Regions from separate parts of the Homo sapiens genome. Here regions 2 and 3 are each linked to region 1. The links are chromatin loops, found by intact Hi-C in ENCODE. Cell type or tissue: mammary epithelial cell. All regions are shown on one strand.

Region 1 (8,000 bases):
ACAGTGGCTCACTCCTGTAATCTCAACACTTTGAGAGGCCAAGGCAAGAAGATTGCTTGAGCCCAGGAGTTCCAGACCAGCCTGGGCAACATAGTGAGATCCAGTCTCTACAAAAAATAATTTAAAGATTAGCCAGGTATGGTGGCACATGGCCTGTAGTCCCAGCTGCCGGAAAGGATCACTCAAGCCCAGGAGGTCAAGGCTACAGTGAGCACGAGAATCGTCTGAATCTGAGAAGCAGAGGTTGCAGTGAGCCAAGATCACACCACGGCACTCAAGCCTGGGCGACAGAGCGAGACCCTGTCTCAAAAAATAAATAAATAAATAAATTTAAAAAGTGGTATATTCACACAGTGGAGTGCTACTACACAGCAGTGAAAATAAATAATAAATGTATAACTACAGGCAACATCGTGGACGAATCCCATAAACATAATGTTGAGTGAAGGAAGCCAGACAGAAAAGAGGACAGGATTCCATTTACGCAGAGGACAAAACCAGGTTAAAATCTGCAAGATCAGGATACTCCTTCCTTGTGGGAGGAATTGTAGAAAGTGGGCTCACAGGGGTTCATGGGGGCTGGCTGTGTTCTGTGTCTTTATTTGGTTTCTGGCTATATGGTGTGCTCACTGTGTATACACTTATTTCATATATATAATATTTCAACTAAAACTGTACCCCTGCTTCTCTGCCATGGGCTGATGTGCGCTCCCCAAAAATCCATATGTTGAAGTCCTAACCCCCAGTATCTCAGGATGTGATCATATTTGGAGATAAGGTCTTTAAAGGGGTGACTGAAGACTGGGTAAGCTGGGCGCGGTGGCTTACGCCGGTAATCCCAGCCCTTTGGGAGGTCGAGGCGGGCAGATCACCAGAGGTCAGGAGTTCTAGACAAGCCTGGCCCACATGGCAAAACCCCATCTCTACTAAAAATACAAAAATTAGCTGGGCATGGTGGTGCATGCCTGTAATCCCAACTCCTTAGGAGGCTGAGGCAGGAGAATCGCATGAACCTGGGAGGCAGAGGTTCCAGTGAGCCGAGATTGCGCCACTACACTCCAGCCTGGGTGACAGAGCAAGACTCTGTCTCAAAAAAAAAAAAAAAAAGACTGGGTGAGGTGGCTTACACCTGTAATCCTAGCACTTTGGGAGGCTGAGGTGTAAGGATGGCTTGAGCCCAGGAGTTGGAGAACAGCCTGGCACTGTAGTGAGACCCTCCCCCCATACAAATTAGCCAGGTGCAGTGGTACCTGTCTGAGGTCCTAGCTACCCTGGAGGCTGATGCAGGGGGATAGCTTGAGCCCAGGAGGTCAAGACTATCGTGAGCCGTGATTGTGCCACTGCACTCCAGCCTGGGCAACAGAGCGAGACTGTCTCTAAAAACAAAAACAAAGCATAAAGAGGTGACTAAGTTAACATGAGGGGCTGGGCGCAGTGGCTCACGCCTGTAATCCCAGTACTTCGGGAGGCCGAGGGGACACTTGAGGACAAGAGTTTGAGACCAGACTGGCCAACATGTGAAACTTCATCTCTACTAAAAATACAAAAATTAGTTGGGCGTGGTGGTGCATGCCTGTAATCCCAGTTACTCGGGAGACTGAAGCAGGATAATCACTTGAACCGGGAAGGCGGAGGTTGCAGTGAGCCAAGATCATGCCACTGCACTCCAGCCTGGGCAACAGAGCGAGACCCTGTCTCAAAAAAAAGTTAAAATGAGGTCTTTAGGGCAAACCCTAATCCAGTATGATTTGGGCCTTTATTCGGTTACTGGCTACATGGCGCGCTCACTCTGTATACACTTATTTCATGTATATAATGTCAATCAAAATAGTACCCTTGCCTCTTATAGGAAGAGGAGATTTGGACACAGATGTGTACAGAAGAAAGATGATGGGAAGATGGCCATCTACAAGCCAAGGAGAGAGGCCTGGGAAGAAGCCACTATTCCCATCCCTTGATCCTGGACTTCCAACCTCCAGACTGTGAGAAAATCAATTTCTGCTATTTCAGCCCCCCAGTCTATAGTAGTTTGTTAAGGAAGCCCAAACTAATACAACCCCCAAAGGTAAATTATATGCAATCATATGGAATAAATGCAAAAATGTCATTATGTGGAAAAAGACAGTAGAGAATTGTATATCGTATGCCACCATTTGCTTTTAAAAAGAAGTGGGGGAATGTGTGTGTGGTGTGTGTGTCTGCATATACTGTGTACATGTACATACATATATACATATATAAATCATCCCAGATCATCTCTGGGAGAATATGGAGGAAACTGCCATCAGTTATTGTTTTTCATTTATTTTTTATTTATTTATTTTATTTTTTTTTTTTTTTTGAGATGGAGTCTCGCTCTGTTGCCTAGGCTGGAGGGCCATGGTGCGATCTTGGCTCACTGTAACCTCCACCTCTCGGGTTCAAGCAATTTTCCCTGCCGCAGCCTCCTGAGGAGCTGGGATTACAGGCACCCCCCACCGCTACCACATCTGGCTAATTTTTGTATTTTTAGTAAGGGTTTCGCCGCATGGCCAGGCTGGTCTCAAACTCCTGACCTCAGGTGATCCGCCTGCCTCAGCCTCCCAAAGTGCTGGGATTACAGGCATGAGCCACGGTGCCAGGCCTTTTTTGTTTGTTTGTTTTAAATAGAGACAGGGTCTCACTATGTTGCCCAGGCTGGTCTCGAAGCCCTGGCCTCAAGTGAACCTCCTGCCTTGGCTTCCCCAAAGTACTGGGATTACAGGCGTGAGCCACTGCGCCCAGCCAGCTGTTGTCTTTTAGAGGGGAACTGGAGGCCTACATAAAGTTGGTTTCGTTTTCTTTTGTTTTTTGAGACAGAGTCTCACTCCATCGCCCAGGCTGAAGTGCAGTGGCACAATCTTGGCTCACTGCAACCTCCACCTCCCCGGTTCAAGCAATTCTCCTGCCTCAGCCTCCCGAGTAGCTGGGATTACAGGCATGCACCACCACAGCCGGCTAATTTTTGTATTTTTAGTAGAGACAGGGTTTCACCATATTGGCCAGGCTGGTCTCAAACTCCTGACCTCAAGTGATCCGCCCACCGTGGCTTCCCAAAGGGCTGGGATTACAGGCGTGAGCCACTGCACTCAGCCCTACGTAAAGTTTTAACCCAGTTAAGTATATTTTTTAAATCACTAAATAGTTCACACATATGCAAATGTTTAGAGAAAAACAATGAACACCAAAATATTCAAAAAGACTAATGTTTGGAAAGTACTCAGAATTGTATTCCCCAAAAATTCATTCCCCCAAGACCCACAGGCCTCAGGGGTCTGCAGGTCTCTCTCAGGGCCAGAGACGGGGAAGGGGCCACCTGGCAAGGGCGGTCCTTGGCACCTTCCCCCCTTTACAGAAGAGGTGTAGAGATGAGGGTCTCACTATGTTGCCCAAGCTGGTCTCGAACTACTGGGCTCAAGCAATCCTCCTGCGTCAGCTTCCCAATAGCAGGACACCCTGAGAAGTCTGAAGGCTCACGCCCAGACCCACGCACAGGTCTAGTTTTGGTCCACAGCATGGCGTGGGTGTGGCTTTGGAGTTGGCGGCAGCTGAAGGCTGGGTGACGTTAGCAAGGTCTCAGCCTCAGTCTCCTTATCTGAAAAACTGGATAGTAATTCCCTCTTTATACTGCGGCCATGAAGAAGAGGGCTGATGTGGGTGGAGTGACTGGTGGGGCAGGCGCTCTGTAAGTGGCTGTCAGCAGGGCAGGGGCTGGGCTCAAGCCTGTGACCACACTGCTCCAAGCTGGACACACGGTGGCGCCCTCGTCCCACAGGTGCAGCACCAGTTCTAGCCTCTGGTGGCATCGGTTACTGGAGGGAGGGAGGGAAGAAGAGAGGAACGGAGTTATATTTGCAAACACACTGCCCACTCTGGGCCCTAGGGGTGGAAAAGTGAATGAGGACCACACAGTTCCTACTCAAGGAGGCTGGATTGGAGGGGCTGGGAGCCCCAAGGAGGAGAGGAACGTGGGAGAGGGCACTGCCTGGGGATTTTGCAGTGGGTTGACTGGTGGCCCCCCTGCAAAAGACACGTCCACCTGGGACCAGGGAATACAGTCTTATTTGAAAAAAGAGTCTTTGCGAATGTAATGAAGATAAGAATCTCGGCCGGGCGCGGTGGCTCACTCCTGTAATCCCAGCACTTTGGGAGGCTGAGGCTGGCGGATCACCTGAGGTCAGGAGCTCAAGACAAGCTTGACCAACACAGCGAAACCCCCTCTCTACTAAAAATATAAATAAAAAATTAGCCAGGCGTAGTGGCGGATGCCTGTAATTCCAGCTACTTGGGAGGCTGAGGCAGGAGAATCGCTTGAACCCGGGAGGAGAGGGTTGCAGTGAGACCAGATTGCACCATTGCACGCCAGCCTGGGTGACAAGAACGAAACTCCATCTTAAAAAAAAAAAAAAGTAAGGATCTCAAGATGAGATCGTCCTGGATTATCCGTGGGGGGCCAAATCCACTGACAAGTGTCCTTACAAGAAGAGAAGATGCTGACACAGAGGGAGCTACACGGAAATGTCGGCAGAGGCAGGAGCGAGGCTGCCATAAGGCAAGGACACCTGGAGCCACCAGAAGCGGGAAGAGGCAAGGAAGGATTCTCCCCTAGCACCTTCAGAGGGAGCGGGGCCCCTCCAACACCTTGATTTCAGACTTCTGGATTCCAGAACTAATCATTTTTGTTTGTTTGTTTTTCAGTGACAGGGTCTTGCTCTATTGCCCAGGCTGGAGTGCAGTGGTGTGATCATAGCTCACTGCAGCCTTGACCTCCTGGGCTCAAGCGATTCTCCCACCTCAGCCTCCCAAGTGGCTGGGACTCCCAGCTCACACCACCATGTCCAGCTAATTTTTTAAAGTTTTTTGTAGAGATGAGGGTCTCACTATGTTGCCCAAGCTGGTCTCGAACTACTGGGCTCAAGCGATCCTCCTGCGTTGGCTTCCCAAAGTGCTGGGATCACAGGCGAGAGCCCTGCACCTGGCGTGGAGAGAATAAATTTTTATTGTTTTAAGCCACCAAGATTGTGGTCATTTGTTACAGCTGCCACAGGAAACTAATAGAGATGTTTAAATTTTCTTCCTGCCACTCGGTTCACTGACTCCCACTCCTAATAGCCTACAGGATTGTGCCCAAGGCCCCAAACTCCTGGCCCCCTACTTCCCCCCAAAACCCAAACTCCACCACACCCACTGCTCTCCAAACACACAGGCTATTTGACACCTCTGCACTCTTGCTTTGGCAGCTCTCTGTCTGGGATGCCCTTCCCTTGCTGATCCCCTGGACGACTACTACAGACATTTCAAAGTCCTCCTTCAACATCCCCTGCTAAGTATATTAGTATCTTCTGAATCAATGGCTTCCAGGACACTCACACTCCTCCATCTCCCTCAGCCCACTGTGTTCCTCGCTCCTTGTTTCATCACCAGCAGCTCAGCTACATGCCCCACCCCCTCCACTAGTCCTCTCCTGGCCTCTCCATCCCCAGAACTAATGCCCTCGTTCAGGAACCCCATCTCCCACCAGGCTTCTTGTGCCTACTCCTAACTGGTCCCTCTGCCCTGGTCTGGCCCCTCCAGTCCATCACCACTCTGTAGCCCTGGCGTTCAGCTCTACCATGTCACTCCTCTGCTCAAGAGCCTTCCATGGCTCCCTGCTGCCCTGAGGAGAATATCCAAAGGGAATGATAGTATCTTCAAATGCTCCTTCCCACCTCTCACCCCACCACTGTCCAACACATCCATGTGCTACACACCTCTGGGCATTTGCACAGGCAGTGGCCTTCCCCTGGCATGTCCTCTCCCTGTCTGCCAGGCATGCTCCAACCCATGTCTTGGGCAGCCCCTCCCACAGTACCCACCATTCAGCAGTGGCATCAGCTAAAACATCACAAGGCTGACCATACACCAGGTGCTGTCGTAAGCTCTTTACATGTGTTAACCCTTTGGATTCTCATAACAACACCAGGAAAAAGCCACCATTCCTGTGTCCAGCTCACGGATGGGAAAACCAAGGCCCAGATGGGAGAAGAACCATTCAGAAGTGGCAGAAGGAGGCCGGGCACGGTGGCTCACGCCTGTAATCCCAGCACTTTGGGAGGCCGAGGCGGGCGGATCACAAGGTCAGGAGATCGAGACCATCCTGGTTCACACGGTGAAACCCCATCTCTACTAAAAATTCAAAAAATTAGCCAGGCGTGGTGGTGGGCGCCTGTAGTCCCACCTACTCAGGAGGCTGAGGCAGGAGAATGGCGTGAACCTGGGAGGCGGAGCTTGCAGTGAGCCAAGATCGAGCCACTGCACTCCAGCCTGGGCGACAGAGCAACACTCTATGTCAAAAAAAAAAAAAGTGGCAGAAGGAGCCAAACCCAGCCTGCACTGTCAACCCTCCTGGTAGGGGCCTCAGAATTGTTGAACCTCCCCTTACCCATACCAAGCCCAAATGCACCACCCTCTCCTCCGTGGATTCCAAATTTTGTAAACACATCCCTCACTGTGCTGTGCAAGGGTTACCCCGATTACACGGTGGTCTTCCCCTCCCAGAAGCCCCCGGAAAACTTCACTGTTCTTGTCTAGGTCCCTGGTAACTGGCACAGTGCAGGAGTTTAATAAACGAGAATGAATGAGCTCATGAGCAAATGGTTTCCAGGGAAATTGGGCCCTGGGGATTTCTCACCCTCCTCAAAGAACAAATTATGCAAATTCTCTGGGACCAGGCCCTCTGCTTTCCTCCTCCCCACTAGGTTTCTGGGAGGGTGTCTGGGCTCACCAGAAAGTGCCCCGGGCTCTCTAGTGGCCCGTTTCCTGATTACAAATGAAACTAGGGCTTAAAGCTGGTGAATCACTAGCAACTGCCAGCCAGGGCGTGCTGGGTGTCAGGTGGGGTGGATGGGAGAAGGCAGGCTCACAACCAGACTTCCCTACTACTCCTGCCACCCCCAACTTTGCCATCGTGGCATGACCTCCCCAGCCACTGATGACACTAGCTAGGAAAGAGCCTAGCTCTGGGGGCTAGACAAGCTTGAGCAACTCCTGGACTGTCCACACTCCTATCCCTGAGCCTACCACCCCTGGGTCCCAGGAACCCACAGCCTGAACCATTCGCAAACCTCTTTCCCAAGCCCAGTCTCAGGTAACTCAGGGATGGTATCCAGGGAGGTACTGTATCCCCATTTTAGAAATACAGAAACCAAAGTTCAGGGTGAGGGAACTACCCAAGACCACCCCAAAGAAAGTAAGTAGGGCCTAGGAAGTTGAACCCCAGTCTTCTGCCTCTCCAGTGGGGTTTAAAGCAGAACTGGCCTTTTTTTTTTTTTTTTTTTTTTTTTTTTTGAGACTAGGAATTGCCCTGTGGCCCAGGCTGGAGCGCAGTGGTGCAATCATGGCTCACTGCAGCCTGCTCAAACTCCTGGGCTCAGGCGATCCTCCTGCCTCAGCCTCCTGAGTAGCACCACCATGCCCAGCTCATTTTCTTTTCTTTTCTTTTCTTTTTCTTTTTGAGATGGAGTCTCGCTCTGTCACCCAGGCTGGAGTGCAATGGCATGATCTCAGCTCACTGCAACATCCGCTTCCCAGCTTCAAGCAATTCTCCTGCCTCAGCCTCCCAAGGAGCTGGGATTACAGGCATGTGCCACCACACCCTAGAGATGGAGTCTCACTGTGTTCATTAGGCTGGTCTCAAACTCTGGGCCTCAAGCATTCGGCCATTTCTTGATTCAAACGTCACAAACTTAGAGGGCAAAAGAGTGAAAAGTAAGGATCCCAGCTCCTACCCAAGACTCCTGGAGGAATTTCATCAAGTGTTCAAGGACCCTGAGGCAGGTTGGGAAACTGCAAACCAGTGGGTAAGAGCCCATGTCCAGGTGGACGCCTCACAAGTCACAGGGTTTTTGTGATGTTGGGCAAGTTTCTTAGCTTCTGTAGGTCTCAGTTTCCCCATCAGTGAAATGGGAACAAATCTTAGTACCTACTGCGACATAGGATTGTGG
Region 2 (8,000 bases), 250 kb after region 1:
ACCTGTAATCCCAGCACTTTGGGAGGCTGAGGCGGGCGGATCACCTGCGAGACCACTCTGGCCAACATAGTGAAACCCCATCTCTACTAAAAATACAAAAAATTAGCTGGGCATGGTGGCGGTGGCGGGCGCCTGTAGTCCCAGCTACTCGGGAGGCTGAGGCAGGAGAATCGCTTGAACCCGGGAGGCAGAGGTTGCAGTGAGCCGAGATCGTGCCATTGCACTCCAGCCTGGGCAACAAGAGCAAAATGCCATCTCAAAGAAAAAAAAAAAAGAGCTTTTGGTCTTTCAAACAAACTACATTAAGAAGAGATTCCTACATTTTAAAAACTTAGGGCTCCGAGGTCAGGAGATCGAGACCATCCTGGCTAACACGGTGAAACCCCGTCTCTACTAAAAATACAAAAAAAAATTAGCCTGGCGTGATGGCGGGTGCCTGTAGTCCCAGCTACTTGGGAGGCTGAGGGAGGAGAATGGCGTGAACTCGGGAACAGAGGTTGCGGTGAGCCGAGATCACGCCACTGCACTCCAGCCTGGGCGACAGAGCGAGACTCTGTCTCAAAAAAAAAAAAAAAAAAAAAAAGTAGAGCTGAAGCCTAGGCAATATAGTGAGACCCTGTCTCCACAAAAAAAAAAAAAAAAAAAAAAAAAAAAAAATAGAAAAAATTAGCTGGGTATGGTGGCAGGCCTGTGGTTCCACGTACTGGGGAGGCTGAGGTGGGAGGACTGTTTGAGCCTGGGAAGTTGAAGCTGCAGTGAGTCGTGATTGTGCCACTGCACTCCAGCCTGGGCAACACAGAGAGACCTTGTTTCAAAACAAACAAACAAAGGAACAAACAAACGAACTTAAGACTGGACACAGTGGCTGCTGCCTATAATCCCAATACTTTGGGTAGCTGAGACAGGAGGATTGCTCGAGCCAGAAGTTCAAGGTTACACTGAGCACGTGAACGTTACATGCACCACCGCATTCCAGCCTGGGCAATAGAGCGAGACCCTGTCTCAAAAATATTATTAATAAATTAAAAATAGGCCAGGCGCGGTGGCTCACACCTGTAATCCCAGCACTTTGGGAGGCCGAGGTGGGTGGATCACCTGAGGTCAGGAGTTCAAGACCAGCCTGGCCAACAGGGTGAAACCCCATCTCTACTAAAAATACAAAAAAAATCAACTGGGCATGGTGGCGGGCGCCTATAATCCCAGCTACTTGGGAGGCTGAGTCAGGAGAATCACTTGAAGCCAGGAGGTGGAAGTTGCAGTGAGCCGAGATGGTGCCACTGCACTCCAGCCTGGGCAACAAGAGTCAAACTTGGCCGGGCGTGGTGGCTTACGCCTGTAATCCCAGCACTTTGGGAGGCCGAGGCAGGTGGATCATGAGGTCAGGAGATCGAGACCATCCTGGCTAACAGGGTGAAACCCTGTCTCTACTAAAAATACAAAAAATTAGCTGGGCATGGTGGCGGGCACCTGTAGTCCCAGCTACTCAGGAAACTGAGGCAGGAGAATGGCGTGAACCCGGGAGGTGGAGCTTGCACGGAGCCGAGATCGCACCACTGCACTCTAGCCTGGGCGACAGAGCGAAACTCTGTCTCAAAAAAAAAAAAAAAGAGTGAAACTCCGTCTCAAAAAAATAATTAATTACAAATAAATTTTTAAAAATTAAACAGTAAAAACTCAAGTAAAGTCACGTGGAACTGCCAATCAAAGCTTTGGATCAGTGGAAGAAAATCCATTGCTCCCACACTGAATGGATATAAAGCTTAGCCAAAAACAAAGATACTTAACATGGTCATGAACCTCTGCTGCCTTGTTTTGGGTAAACACGTCATTTCTGTCCAGGTGTCTGAAATACCAAGGATGATACAGCTAATACTTAACTGCTAATACTAAAACAGCTAATACTTAAACTGCACTTACTTTGTGTCAGGAATTCCATTTTTTTGTTTTTTTTGAGACGGAGATCTGTCTCCCAGGCTGGAATGCAGTGGCGCGATCTCGGCTCATTGCAACCTCCGCCTCCCGGGTTCAAGTGATTCTCCTGCCTCAGCCTCCCGAGTACCTGGGATTACAGGCACGTGCCACCATGCCCGGCTGATTTTTGTATTTTTAGTAAAGACAGGATTTCACCATGTTGGCCAGGCTGGTCTCGAACTCCTGACCACAGGTGATATACCCCCCACTCATCCTCCCAAAGTGCCAAGACTACAAGCATGAGCCACTATGCCCGGCCTGTGTCAGGAACTTCTAAGTGAGATATATAATGATATATAACTCATATGATATCTATCATTTGCTACATACAGAGTATGTACACACGTATGTATTTATAACATACATATCCATTTAGTCCTCAAGAAAACTCTATCAGGCAAATGCCATTATTATCGCCAATTACTATAATGCCCAGGGGAGGAAACTGAGGCACAGAAGGGTCATTATTATTTTTGCCAAGACCCTCATACTTATGACTTGGAAGGGCTGGGATTTGAAACCATACAACCTGGACCTCCAGTACTTGGGCCTCACCACTATGCTAGACTTTGGGACTTCTAGCAGATAGAAGAAGTCCATCCAAACCTTCAGTTTACAGGATCACCCACATGGCCCAGAGAGGATTAGCAAATGCCCTCAGGTCACACAGCAGATTTGGGTGCTTCTCCTACCAGCCCACATTGCCTCCTAAGGTATGTTTAACATCTTTAATGTCTATGGGGGAAGGGCCCTAAACGTTTCTGAAGAAACCCACTCCTCCCTGCAAGCAGCGCTGTGTGCTCCACCCCCAGCCAGCACCAAAGCATATGTGAATACCTGCAGGGACTGATGCCAGCTGCATTTGGGCCCCAGTTGGGCATGGCCCTCACCAGAGAGCAGTCCCTGTTGTCCCTGGTGCTTGTCACAGCACCAGTTAGTGCATTGAGAGTATGGTTCATGGAGGAGAAAATATTTTCCCAGCCGGGCATGGTGGCTCCCACCTGTAATCCCAGCACTTTGGGAGGCCAAGGCAGGTGGATCACTTGAGGTCAGGAATTCAAGACCAGCCTGGCCAACACAGTGAAACCGCATCTCTACAAAAATACAAAAATACAAAAATTATCCGAGCATGATGGCAGGTGAAACCCCCGTCTCTACGAAAAATACAAAAAATTAGCCAGGCGTGGTGGCGCGTGCCTGTAAGTCCTAACTACTCGGCAGGCAAAGGTGGGAGAATCTCCTGAGCCAGGGAGATAGAGGCTGCAGTGAGCCAAGCCACTGCACTCCAGTCTGGGCAACTGGAGTGAGAGAGACCCTGTCTCAAAAAAAAAAAAAAAAAAAAGTAATACACATGGCCAGCCGCAGTGGCTCACGCCTGTAATCCCAGCACTTTGGGAGGCCGAGGCTGGCAGATCACCTGAGGTCAGGAGTTCAACACCAGCCTGGCCAACATGGTGAAACCCCTCTCTACTAAAAATACAAAAATTAGCCAGGCGTGGTGGCAAGTAGTGCCTGTAATCCCAGCTACTTGGGAGGCTGAGGCACGAGAATCACTTGAACCAGGAGGCGGAGGTTGCAGTGAGCCGAGATCGTGCCACTGCACTCCAGCCTGGGCGACAGAGTGAGACGCAGTCTCAAAAAAAAAAAAAAAAAAAGACACGCTTATTGTTTATAAACTAAAACAGTATAGAAGTGTATAAACTAGGCTGGGCGCGGTGGCTCACGCTTGTAATCTCAGCACTTTGGGAGGCCGAGGCAGGCGGATCACGAGGTCAGGAGATCGAGACCACGGTGAAACCCTGTCTCTACTAAAAATACAAAAAATTAGCCGGGCGTGGTGGTGGGCGCCTGTAGTCCCAGCTACTCGGAGAGGTTGAGGCAGGAGAACGGCGTGAACCCGGGAGGCGGAGCTTGCAGTGAGCCGAGATTGCGCCACTGCACTCCAGCCTGGGCGACAGAGTAAGACTCTGTCTCAAAAAAAAAAACAAAAAAAAAACCAAACAAACAAACAAAAAGAAGTGTATAAAGTAAAAAATAACAGTGCACTGTGACCCAAATCCATTTCTCAGAGAAAATCATTACTATGAACATGGAGTGTCCACACATGTACACGCACTCACGGGCCACTTCACCAGCTTGGAGAACAACCCTAGCCACAGTGCTTGCGGTTGCTTTTTTAACCAATCTCTCCTGCATCCTCATTCATTTATTGTTAAGAAGCCCAGCATCTCCCTCTTGAGGTCTCTTCCAGAATAGTCTGGGAATCCCAAGGACTCACTCTGTCCAAAGAAGGCCAGTCCTACTCTGCAAGGCCTAGTGGTGCACTGCGTGGGCCCCGAGGCAGTCCTCTCAGTTCACTCCAGGAGCTCAGCTCCCTGAAAGGAAAATGATGCCAAGCCAGGCGCAGTGGCTCACACCTTTAATCTTAGCAATTTGGGAGGCTGAGGCAGGTGGATCACTTGAGGTCAGAAGTTCAAGACCAGCCTGGCCAATATGGTGAAACCCCATCTCTACTAAAAATACAAAACTTAGGCCGGGCACAGTGGCTCACACCTGTAATCCCAGCACTTTGGGAGGCCGACGTGGGCGGATCACCTGAGGTCGGGAGTTCAAGACCAGCCTGACCAACATGGTGAAACCCCATCTCTACTAAAAATACAAAAATTAGCCAGGCGTGGTGGTGCATGCCTGTAATCCCAGCTACTTGGGAGGCTGAGGCAGGAGAATCGCTTGAACCTGGGAGGCAGAGGTTGCAGTGAGCCGCGATCGAGATTGCGCCATTGCACTCCAGCCTGGATGACAGATCCAGACTCTATCTCAAAAAAAAAAAAAAAAAAAAAAAAAGAAGAGGAAAGAAAGAAAAAGGAAATGACGCCAGAGTGGGCAGGTCCAACAGGACTTTCAGCCCAAACCACACATGGCACCTGTGTCCCTCACCAATGCCTGGCCTCTGGCACTGAGCTTGGGTCACCTGTCCACATCTACTTCCCATGGAGTGAGTTATTTCCTTTGAGGCATGAGTGTCCTCTCTGCCAGCTGGACAGGACTGTCCTGATGGGTCAGATAGCAGCTAATCCTATCAGGAGAGAGGAACTGGGGCCCAATCTCATTTCTCTTGGCGGTCCCCAGACTAGCCACAAATTTGCCCACCTCCTGCCAGGTTAAGAGAAAGGCAGTTTTGAGAGTTGATTAAGAGCATGGAGTTTCCTGTAATCCCAGAACTTTGGGAGGCCAAGCTGGGAGGACCACTTGAGGCCAGGAGTTCAAGACCAGCCTGGGCAATATAGTGAGGCCCCATCTCTACAGAAATTTTAAAAATTAGCTGAACGTGGTGATGCGCACCTGTGGTCCCAGCTACTTGGGAGGCTGAAGCAGGAGGATCACTTGAGCCCAGGAGTTCAAGGTTGCAGTGAGCCATGATTTGTGTTTCAGCCTTAGTGACAGAGTGACACCCTGTGTCACAAACAAATAAACAACAACAACAACAAAAGGCCAGGCTTGGTGGTTCACACTTGTAATCTCAGCACTTTGGGAGATAGAGGCGGGTGGATCACCTGAGGTGAGGAGTTCGGAACCAGCCTGGCCAATATGGTGAAACCCCGTCTCTACTAAAAATACAAAAATTAGCTGGGCGTGGTGGTGGGTGCCTGTAATCCCAGCTACTTGGGAGGCTGAGACAGGAGGATCACTTGAACGTGGGAAGTGGAGGTTGCAGTGGGCTGAGACTGCACCATTGTACTCCAGCCTGGGCAACAAGAGCGAAACTCCGTCTCCAAAAAAAAAAAAACAAAACAAAAAAAAGAGCATGGAATTGGACTGCTTTAGGTAAGTTCCTTCCCCACCTGTCAAATGAAGTGATAACAACAGCAAAAGACCGAATGTTAATACCTACGGATAGATCACTTAGCACAGTGTGGGCAGATAGTAACTGCTCAATAAATGGGAACTACTGTTACATACCTGTATGTAGTTCTCTAATATCCCTATTTTATAAAAATGAGGTCCCCCCATATTTTTCTTAGCTTCCTTTTGTCAATTAATATATCATAGACATTTTTCCAGGTCTGCACATGTAGCCTCCTCTATGTGAGAGCCGCATGGCCTTCCAAAGGACGCCGTCCATGCAAGAGGCTAAACTATGTCTGTGGGTTCAAAACCCTCAGTCTGTGCCATGGTGCTTTAAAACTTGGAAATGGCTCATACCTGTAATCCCAACACTTTGGGAGGCCAAGGTGGGAGGATCGCTTGAGCCCAAGAGTTTGAGACAAACCTGGGCAACATGTGAAACACTGTCTCTACAGAAAATACCAAAATTAGTATTTTTGGTGTGGTGGCATGTGCCTGTAGTCCCAGCTATTTGGGAGGCTGAGGTAAGAGGATCGATTGAGCCCTGGAGTTCAAAGCTGCAATAGCCATAATTGCACTCCAGCCTGGGCTACAGAGAAGACCTGTCTTAAGAAACACAAACAGGCTGGGCGCGGTGGCTCACGCCTGTAATCCCAGCACTTTGGGAGGCCCAGGCGAGGGGATCACGAGGTCAGTAGATCGAGACCATCTTGCACTCCAGCCTGGGAGACAGCGAGACTCCATCTCAGAAAAAAAAAAAAAAAGAAAAAGAAACACAAACAAAAACAAACTTGGAAATTAGTTAAGGTTTAGTTCAGTTAGATCAGTTAAAGTTTAACTGTTAAACTGTCACCTGCATTTTTATTTCTTTGTCTGGAAATGTGTGTTTGTCTTTCTGTTCATTTGACTTCTAACCCACATGGGATGGGTTTTCCTAACTTGGGAGAAGCAGGTGAGAGGTCAGCCTCCACAGGGTGAGGCTGTCAAGGAGGAGGGGGGAACCAGGACAGCCAGTGGCCAGGGCAGGACAAAAGAAGGCCGGCCATCTTTGTTTTGTTTTGTTTTGTTTTGTTTTGTTTTGTTTTGTTTTGTTACGAGGCAGAGTCTTGCTGTGCCTCACCCAGGCTGGAGTGCAATAATGAGATCACAGCTCATTGCAGCCTCCATCTCCCGGGTTCAAGTGATTCTCCTATCTCAGTTTCCCGAGTAGCTGGGGCTACAGGCGTGCGTGTGCCATCACACCTGGCTAATTTTGTATTTTTAAAAATTATTTTATTTTATTTTATTTTATTTTATTTTGAAACGGAGTCTCGCTCTGTCACCCAGTCTGGAGTTCAGTGGCACGATCTCGGCTCAGTGCAAGCTCCGCCTCCCGGGTTCATGCCATTCTCCTGCCTCAGCCTCCTGAGTAGCTGGGACTATAACCGCCTGCCACGACGCCCAGCTAATTGTTTTGTATTTTTAGTAGAGACGGGGTTTCACCTTGTTAGCCAGGATGGTCTCGATCTACTGACCTCGTGATCCACCCGTCTTAGCCTCCCAAAGTGCTGGGATTACAGGCGTGAGCCACCGCGCCCGGCCTATTTTGTATATTTTTAGTAGAGATGGGGTTTCACCATGTCTGCTGGGCTGGTCTCGAACTCCTGACCTCAGGTGATCGTCTACCTTGGTCTCCCAAAGTGCTGGGATTACAGGCGTGAGCCACTGTGCCCGCCTTTTTTTTTTTCTTCTTTTTGTTGTTGTTGGTTTTATTTATTTATTTGGACAGAGTCTCACTCTGTTGTCTGGGCTGGAGTGCAGTGGTGCAATCTCAGCTCACTGTAACCTCTGCCTCCCAGGTTCAAACGATTCTCCTGCCTCAGCTTCCAGGGTAGCTGGGATTACAGGCGCCCACCACCACACCCAGCTTATTTTTGTGTTTTTGGTAGAGACAGGGTTTCACCATATTGACCAAGCTGGTCTCAAACTCCTGATCTCAAGTGATCTGCCCACCTCGGCCTCCCAAAGTGCTGGGATTACAGGCGTGAGCCACCGTGCCGGGCCATGCGCCATCTTTGTTTCTGTTCCAGATGCCTGGGAGTCCTTCCATCTCTTCCCTCACCCCCCACAGCCAACCCTTTAGCAAGGACTTTTCCTCAATATTTCTCATATCTGCCTCTTCCTTCCACCCCCACGGCCACCAC
Region 3 (8,000 bases), 53 kb after region 1:
CATCCCAGCCTTTTGAACCAGGAAGCCTCCGTCTCAGGGCCACGCCAACTTATGCACGTGTGGTGCTGGGTGGATTTACAGAAAAGATCATCAGGTTCTGTGTCCACCTTCTTATAAGTGGCAAGAAGATTTTCCATCTCTGTGTCTTTAGAAATTGAAGATATAAACCAAGCTGCTTCTGTGACTTGGGTGGTCCTTGAGTGCTCTTCCTCAGAGACAGGTGACCTGAGTCCTGAGTGCAGTTCCTTCTCCCTGGCCCAGGCCACACAGTCTTTCCATGGATAGTGGAGCCTTTTTTTTTTTTTGAGACAGAGTCTCGCTCTGTTGCCCAGGCTGGACTGCAGTGGTGCAATCTCGGCTCACTGTGACCTCCACCTTCCAGGTTCAAGTGATTCTCCTGCTTCAGCCTCCCAAGTAGCTGGGATTATAGGCACCCGCCATCACGCCCGACTAATTTTTGTATTTGTAGTAGAGACGAGGTTTCACCATGTTGGCCAGGCTTTTCCTGAACTCCTGACCGCAGGTGATCTGCCTGCCTTGGCTTCCCAAGGTGCTGGGATTACAGGCGTGAGCCACAGCGCCTGACCTGAGCCTTCTGCATCTTAATCACCCAGTCACAGCTGTCCATGCGGGCGGGTACCTGGGGATGGTGAGGAGAGGCTAAAACAACAGAAGCAATGAAGCAACGCTGCTCACCCCAGCATTCCCACCCCACCCCCAGCTTCTGGCAGGATTATATCTGCCAAGGACAGGACTATATCCGCCTCAATCTTTGTGTTTGCCAAGCAGGGAGAGGAGCATTTATCCATCTCTAATGTGGTAAACAACCAAAGGAGGTCCCCCGCCAAGTGCAGCCCTAGTCGCAGGAGCACACCCACTCCCAAGGCTTCTGATCCACCCTGAGCACCTATGGCCACTGGAAACCCCCACTCTTACTGAAGTCTGTCCCTGGGGGCAATCCCCTTCCTCTCACAGTTGGCCCCAGCTCTGCCCTGGGCCACACAGATTCTGCTGCCATCACTGCTTTTCTGATGATTGCAGTCTCAGGACCATCTGGGCTGCCTCCCCGCAGCACCCCGTACATATACAAGCCTCCTTCCTCAAGGGGAAACACCTATGAGCCCCCAGGGCCTCATCTCCCAGAATCAGAATCCAAAGGATTCCAGAAGCAGCTTGGTTTAAATGGACATTTTCCTGAAGGCCAAAATCAACAGGTACAGGCCTTCAGGGAAATGTCCATTTCAGAAGCTGACCCTTTATTTTTAGGATGGGAGCAGGACCTAGGTGCCGTAATACCCTTGCAGGTCAAGTTCACAACCCCCGAGACCCACCAACCAGAGCGGTCATGAATTCTCCCCTAATTCCCAGAGCCCCTGGGGAGACCATGGGCTGCAGGAGAGCAGATGAGACTGTGGCTGGGTGTCCAGAGCTGCTGCCTGCTCCGGCACCTTCATGGAATGGCATTGGCCTCAAGTCCTCGCTGCCTCTTACTGGCTGTGTGACCTTGGGCAGGCCAGGTAGCCTCAGCTTCCTAGAGAATGTATGTAATGGGCTTGGCATACAGAATATGGCACATAGTAGGTACTCAACTATTATTATTCTGTATTTAATAGCTAATTGGCTGGCATTTGCTCAGCACTCTGCATACATTGGGCCATTGCGAGGTCTCTCGCCTGCATCTTAGTTTGCTAATTAGGTGCTTATCTGGGACCTTCCTGGAGCAGGCATTCTCTGCTCCATTCTCTCCTCTGTACGCGTGACAGCCCCAACCCTTGTTCCCCCAGCAGGAGCAAAAGGGGTTGGGTATGATGACCTCCAGCTCAATGTCTAAGGATCTCTGGGTTTCAGTTTCCCCCTCGGCCAGCTCCTCCTGCCCCTACCAGCCACCTCCCAAGCTGGGGATTTCACTGGCCCACCTTTGTTCCCTGCAGAATCCTAGAGTCCTCCAGCCCTTCCCTCTCTGGCCTTCACACTCCACATCCTCAGCCCAGCACAGGAGCCAATTTTGCAAAGAGGTAAAGAGACCTCACCACTGCTGCACCAGTCTGTCCATTTCCTAGCAGGCAACTGGCACTTGTTTGGTTTTATAAATTAAGGTTTCGATTCTTGGCCAGGCGCGATGCCTCACACCTGTAATCCCAGCACTTTGGGAGGCCAAGGGTGGTGGATTACCTGAGGTTAGGAGTTCAAGATCAGCTCTGCCAACATGGTGAAACCCCATCTCTACTAAAAATACAAAAATTAACCGGGCATGGTGGCTCATGCCTGTAATCCCAGCTACTCAGGAGGCTGAGGCACAAGAATCATTTGAACCCAGGAGGTAGAGGTTGCAGTGAGCCAAGATGGCACCACTGCACTCCATCCAGCCTAGGAGACAAAGCAAGACTCCTTCTCAAAAAAAAAAAAACAAAACAGTTTCAATTCTTGTATAATATGTTGCTAGTGGGAATGTAAAATGTTGCAGCTGCTATGATAAATAGTTTGGCAGTTCCTCAAAAAGCTAAACATGGAATTACCCTATGATCTAGCAATTCTACTCCCAAGTATGCACATACCCAAAGGAATCGAAAGCAGGAACTCAAACTAATATTTGTAAACCAATGTTCATAGCAACATTATTCATCAGACCAAAGGTGGAAATACCCAAGCATCTACCAACAGATGAAAGGAGCTAACGGCCCGGCGCGGTGGCTTATGCCTGTAATCCTAGCACTTTGGGAGGCTGAGGCAGGAGGATCACGAGGTCAGGAGATCAAGACCATCCTGGCTAACACAGTGAAACCCTGTCTCTACTAAAAAATACAAAAAATTAGCCGGGCGTGGTTGCGGGCGCCTGTAGTCCCAGCTACTCGGGAGGCTGAGGCAGAAGAATGGCATGAACCTGGGAGGCAGAGGTTGCAGTGAGCCGAGATCACGCCACTGCACTCCAGCCTGGGCCACAGAGCAAGACTCTGTCTCAAAAAAAAAAAGAAAAGAAAGAAAGAAAGGAGCTGGGCATGGTGGCTCATGCCTGTAATCCCAACATTTTGGGAGGCTGAGGCAGGAGGACTGATTGAGGCAGGAGTTCGAGACCAGCCTGGGCAACATAGTGAGACCTCATCTCTACAAAAAAAAAATTTTTTTTTAATTAGCCAGGTATGGTGGCACACACCTGTAGTTCCAGCTACTTGAGAGGCTGAGGTGGGAGAATCATTTAAGCTTCAGAGGCCAAGGCTGCGAGCTGTGATTGCACCACCGCACCCTAGCCTGGGCAACAGAGAAAGACCTTGTCTCAAAAAAAAAAAAAAAAAAAGATGAATAGATAAACAAAATGTGGTATATACAAACAGTGGAATTTTTTTTTTTTTTTGAGAGGGAGTCTTGCTCTGTCTTCCAGGCTGGAGTGTAGTGGCATGATCTCGGCTCACTGCCACCTCCGCCTCCCGGATTCAAGCAATTCTCTTCCTCAGCCACCCAAGTGGCTGGGATTACAGACACCCGCCACCATGCCCAGCTAATTTTTGTATTTTTAGTAGAGACGGGGTTTCATCATCTTGGCCAGGCAGGTCTTGAACTCCTGACGTTGTGATCCACCCACATCAGCCTCGCAAAGTGCTGGGATTACAGGCATTGAGAGAAGAGAGACAGATCCTCTCATATTGTGTTATATTGTCTTATACTCAGAAAAGGAAAGAGAAGCAAAACTAAAGGCAGGTAGCCTGGCGCCTAGGAACCAGACCCGAAAGCAAGGAACCAGACCTGAAACCAGGCCTGGGCCTGCCTGACCTAAGCCTGGTAGTTAAAGATCGACCCCTGACCTAACTGGTTATGTTATCTATAGATTCCAGACATTGTATGGAAAGGCATTGTAAAAATCCCTGTCCTGTTCTGTTTCGTTCTGATTATCGATGCATGCAGCCCCCAGTCACATACCCTCTGCTTGCTCAATCCATCACGACTCTCTCATGCGGACCCACTTAGAGTTGTGAGCCCTTAAAAGGGAAACGAATCGCTCACTCAGGGAGCTCGGCTCTTCAGACAGGAGTCTTGCCTGATGCTCCTGGCCGAATAAACCACTGCCTTCTTTAACTCGGTGTCTGAGGAGTTTTGTCTGTGGCTCGTCCTGCTACAGCATGAGCCACCGTGCCCAGCAGACAATGGAATATTATTTAGCTATGAAAAAGGATGAAGTGCTGATACATGCTGCATGCTACAGCATGGATGAAACTTGAAAACATTATGTTCAATGAAAGAAGCCAAACACAAAAGGACAAATATTGTATGATTCTACTCATATGAAATATTTGCAATAGACAATTTATAGAGACAGAAAGTAGATTAGAAGCTATCAGGGGCTGAGGGGATGGGAGAATAGTGGAGTTACTGTTTAATGGGTATAGAGCTTCTGTTTGGGGTGATAAAAAAAGTTTTGGGACTAGATAGTGGTGATGGTTGCACAATGTTATAAATGTAATAAATGCCACAGAATCCTACATTTAAAGATGGTTAAAATTGGCCAGGCGCTCCCCGCCCCGGACGGAGTCTTGCTCTATCACCCGAGCTGGAGTGCAGTGGTGCAATCTCAGCTCACTGCAACTTCCGCCTCCCGGTTCAAGCCATTCTCCTGTCTCAAGAAGGGTGGTTGTCAACGGGGTGGTTTAGATGTTTGAAGAGAGAAAGCATTTACCTCCCCCTGCTGGCCACTAAGAGAACAATATAAATTAGGAAGAAAAACAGCTTTTCAATTGCTAAACCTCTACTTAAAAATATGACAATTAAGACAAGCATGTGATTAAAACACTTCACACAGCTCAAAAGGGCTTTACAGGGAAAAGCAAGTCTCCCTCTTTTCTCAATCCCCACAGCCAATATCTCTCTCATGCTTGTTTCCAGGGATATTCTATGTGCTACGCAGATGAAAACATGCCAGACACTGACTGCGTCTTTTTTTTTTTTTTTTTTTTTTTGGAGATGGAGTCTCTGTCACCCAGGCTGGAGTGCAGTGGTGTGATCTCGGCTCACTGCAACCTCTGCCTCCCGGGTTCAAACAATTCTCCTGCCTCAGCCTCCCAAGTAGCTAGGACTACAGGCGCGTGCCACCACCGCCGGCTAATTTTTTGTATTTTTAGTAGAGACAGGGTTTCGCCATGTTAGCCAGGACGGTCTCAATCTCCTGACCTCATGATCCGCCCACCTCGGCCTCTCAAAGTGCTGGGATTGCAGGTGTGAGCCACCGCGCCTGGCCCTTTTTTTTTTTTTCTCAGACAGGATCTCACTCTGTCACCCAGGCTGGAGAGCAGTGGCAGTGACTCAAACATGGCTCCCTGCAGCCTCAACCCCTTAGGCTCAAATGATCCTCCTGCCTCAGCCCCCCAGGTAGTTGGGACTACAGGTACATGCCACCACATCCGGCTAATTTTTATATTTTTTGTAGAGACATGGTATCGCCATGTTGCCCAGGCTAGTCTTGAACCCCTGGGCTTAAGCGATCCTCCTGCCTTGGCCTCCCAAAGTGCTAGGGTTACAGGCATGAGCCACCATGCCTGGCCTATACTGGCTGTTCTGTACTTTGGTTTTATTCCCTTAACAGCATATCTTGGAAATTGTTCCATCTCAGTGAAACACATTTCTCTTTTTTTTTTTTTGAGCAGAGTCTCGCTCTGTCGCCCAGGCTGGAGTGCAGCGGCGCAATCTTGGCTCACTGCAAGCCCTGCCTCCCGGGTTCACACCATTCTCCTGCCTCAGCCTCCCGAGTAGCTGGGACTACAGGCGCCCGCCACCACGCCCAGCTAATTTTTTGTATTTTTAGTAGAGACGGGGTTTCACCATGTTAGACAGGATGGTCTCAATCTCCTGACCTCATGATCCGCCTGCCTCGGCCTCCCAAAGTGCTGGGATTACAGGCATGAGCCACCGTGCCTGGCCAACACTTTTCTCTTTCTAAAGGCTGGGATGTATTCCACCTTCGACATTTTCAGCCAGTCACCTACTGGTGGACATTTAGGTTGTTTCTAGTCTTTGACTTTTACGAGCAAACCTGCATGATCCTCTGTGAACGTGGCCCTTTGTGCAAGCGTGTCATGATTTCTAGGGGACAACTGAGCGCTGACTTTGTGCATATGCTATCACTTTAACCACATGCCAACCCTTGAAGTAGGTATTACAGTCTCCATTTTACAGAGGAGCAAACTTAGAGAGGTTAGGTAATTTGCCCCAAGTTGCCCAGGAAGTAAGAACCCAGGTCTGAGGGCAGGGTTGACGCTAACCCATCAGTGCTTTTGTGCAAATTAGGAAAAGGTATAACCCACCCCAGGATGAGGGGTTTGGCAGATGGAGGTGAGCTGGATGTCTGGTTGAATGCTTAGCCAGGTGCTATGTGCAGTGCGCAACCTGCCCAACCGTTCACGGTGGCGCTGTGGGGTTCCTGAGTTGTCACCTGAAGGTGAATTGTGGGTTCAGGTCTGGAGGTCAGTGAAAAAGTGATGGATATGAACTGGATAAAGGCCAAGTGTTTGTTTGCATTCATTCCATTCATTCAACCACCATCTCCTGAACCTCTGTGAGTAGGGCCCATGGATATACAGAGAAGCAAGTAGAAATGGCCCCTGACCCAATCCAGCCCTTTCCCAGCAGAAAAAGAGACCCACAGCAAAAGGCAGCCCAAAGGGAAAAGGCGTTTCGTGAGGGCAGAGAAAAGGCCCACAGGCTGGGAGGCAGGTGACAAAGCTCTGGGGCTACTGGTTCTGTGACTTTCAGCAAGCCACTAATCCACTCTGGACTCAAATGAGACTTGGACCAGCACCTTCTAACTGTAGGCTGCCAAAGAGAACAGAACAGAAGATATCAGTATGCCTGGCACGTAGGGTAAGTATTGCCGTGTGAAACTTGATTATGTGTGCGTGTGTGTGCACGCGTGTGCGTGTGTGTGTGTGTGAGTCAGAGATGGAGTTTTTTGTTTTTGTTTTTTACTTCTTGAGACGGAATTTCACTCTTGTTGCCCGGGCTGGAGTGCAGGGTCACAATCTCGGCTCACTGCTACCTCTGCCTCCCGGGTTCAGTGGATTCTCCTGCCTCAGCCTCCCGAGTAGCTGGAACTGCAAGCACACGCCACCACGCCCAGCTAATTTTGTATTTTTAGTAGAGATGCGGTTTCCCCATGTTGGTCAGGCTGGTCTCGAACTCCTGACCTCAGGTGATCCGGCCACCTCGGCCTCCCGAAGTGCTGGGATTACAGGTGTGAGCCACGGCGTCCGGCCTAGTCAGAGATGGATTTTCCATGACGCTAATAGACCTTAAATTCCAGGGCTCCTCCCTTGTCTTGGGAGAGACCTTAGCAAGTGTTCATGTGTTGAACAGTTTGCAAAAGTAAGAGGTTTTTTTGTTTGTTTGTTTGTGTTTGAGATGGAGCTTCACTCTTGTTGCCCGGCTGGACTGCAAGGTCATGATCTCTCTCACTGCAACCTCCACCTCCCAGGTTCAAGCGATTCTCCTGCCTCAGCCTCCCAAGTAGCTGGGATTACAGGCACGCGCCACCATGCCTGGCTAATTTTTTGCATTTTTAGTAGAGATGGGGTTTCTCCATGTTGGTCAGGCTGGTCTCGAAGTCGTGACCTCAGTGATCCGCTCACCTCGGCCTCCCAAAGTGCTGGGATTACAGGCGTGAGCCACCATGACTGGCCCAAAAGTAAGAGTTTTAAGTCACAATCAGGGCTGCTGCTATCTCTTTCCACTGACTTGCTCTCTGTCACACTTCCCCTGGGGAAGGGGATACTGAGGTGGCCATAAGCGTTTTTGAGACCCCACTAATGGGTAAGTTGGACATACACTTAATTTAAAGTTTGCCAGGCATGGTGGCTCACACCTGTAATCTCAGCACTTTGGGAGGCTGAGGTGGGTGGATCACTTGAGATCAGGATTTCGAGACCAGCCTGCCTAACATATAGTAAAACCCTGTCTCTACTAAAAATACCAAAAAAAAAAACACAAAAAACAGGCCAGGCGCGGTGGCTCACACCTGTAAT

The links. A loop is a pair of places that touch in the nucleus more often than their neighbours do. Peaks named below come from ENCODE experiments on the same cell type or tissue, not always from the same donor. Only the 100,000 strongest peaks of a DNase experiment are listed, where the experiment ranks them.
Region 2: it touches region 1 in a loop (5-fold over the local background); 5 of 110 quality-filtered maps call a loop at or near these places.
Region 3: it touches region 1 in a loop (10-fold over the local background); 102 of 110 quality-filtered maps call a loop at or near these places.

The regions. Positions count from the first base shown.
Region 1 is chr22:37,535,223-37,543,222 of GRCh38, forward strand. No RefSeq gene overlaps it. Among named protein-coding and RNA genes, the nearest start is that of CARD10, 20 kb to the left of the region's middle. RefSeq lists enhancers at 2,726-2,935, 3,042-3,543, 3,544-4,043 and a silencer at 3,662-3,851. In mammary epithelial cell, a CTCF peak has its summit at 3,779 (motif pointing right); DNase peaks (open chromatin) are centred at 3,779 and 6,809; H3K4me3 peaks cover 155 bases; H3K27ac peaks cover 1,976 bases.
Region 2 is chr22:37,787,804-37,795,803 of GRCh38, forward strand. No RefSeq gene overlaps it. Among named protein-coding and RNA genes, the nearest start is that of H1-0, 13 kb to the right of the region's middle. In mammary epithelial cell, a CTCF peak has its summit at 4,211; a DNase peak (open chromatin) is centred at 4,208.
Region 3 is chr22:37,588,050-37,596,049 of GRCh38, forward strand. No RefSeq gene overlaps it. Among named protein-coding and RNA genes, the nearest start is that of LGALS2, 12 kb to the left of the region's middle. RefSeq lists an enhancer at 2,669-2,748. In mammary epithelial cell, a CTCF peak has its summit at 4,673 (motif pointing left); a DNase peak (open chromatin) is centred at 4,622; H3K4me3 peaks cover 270 bases.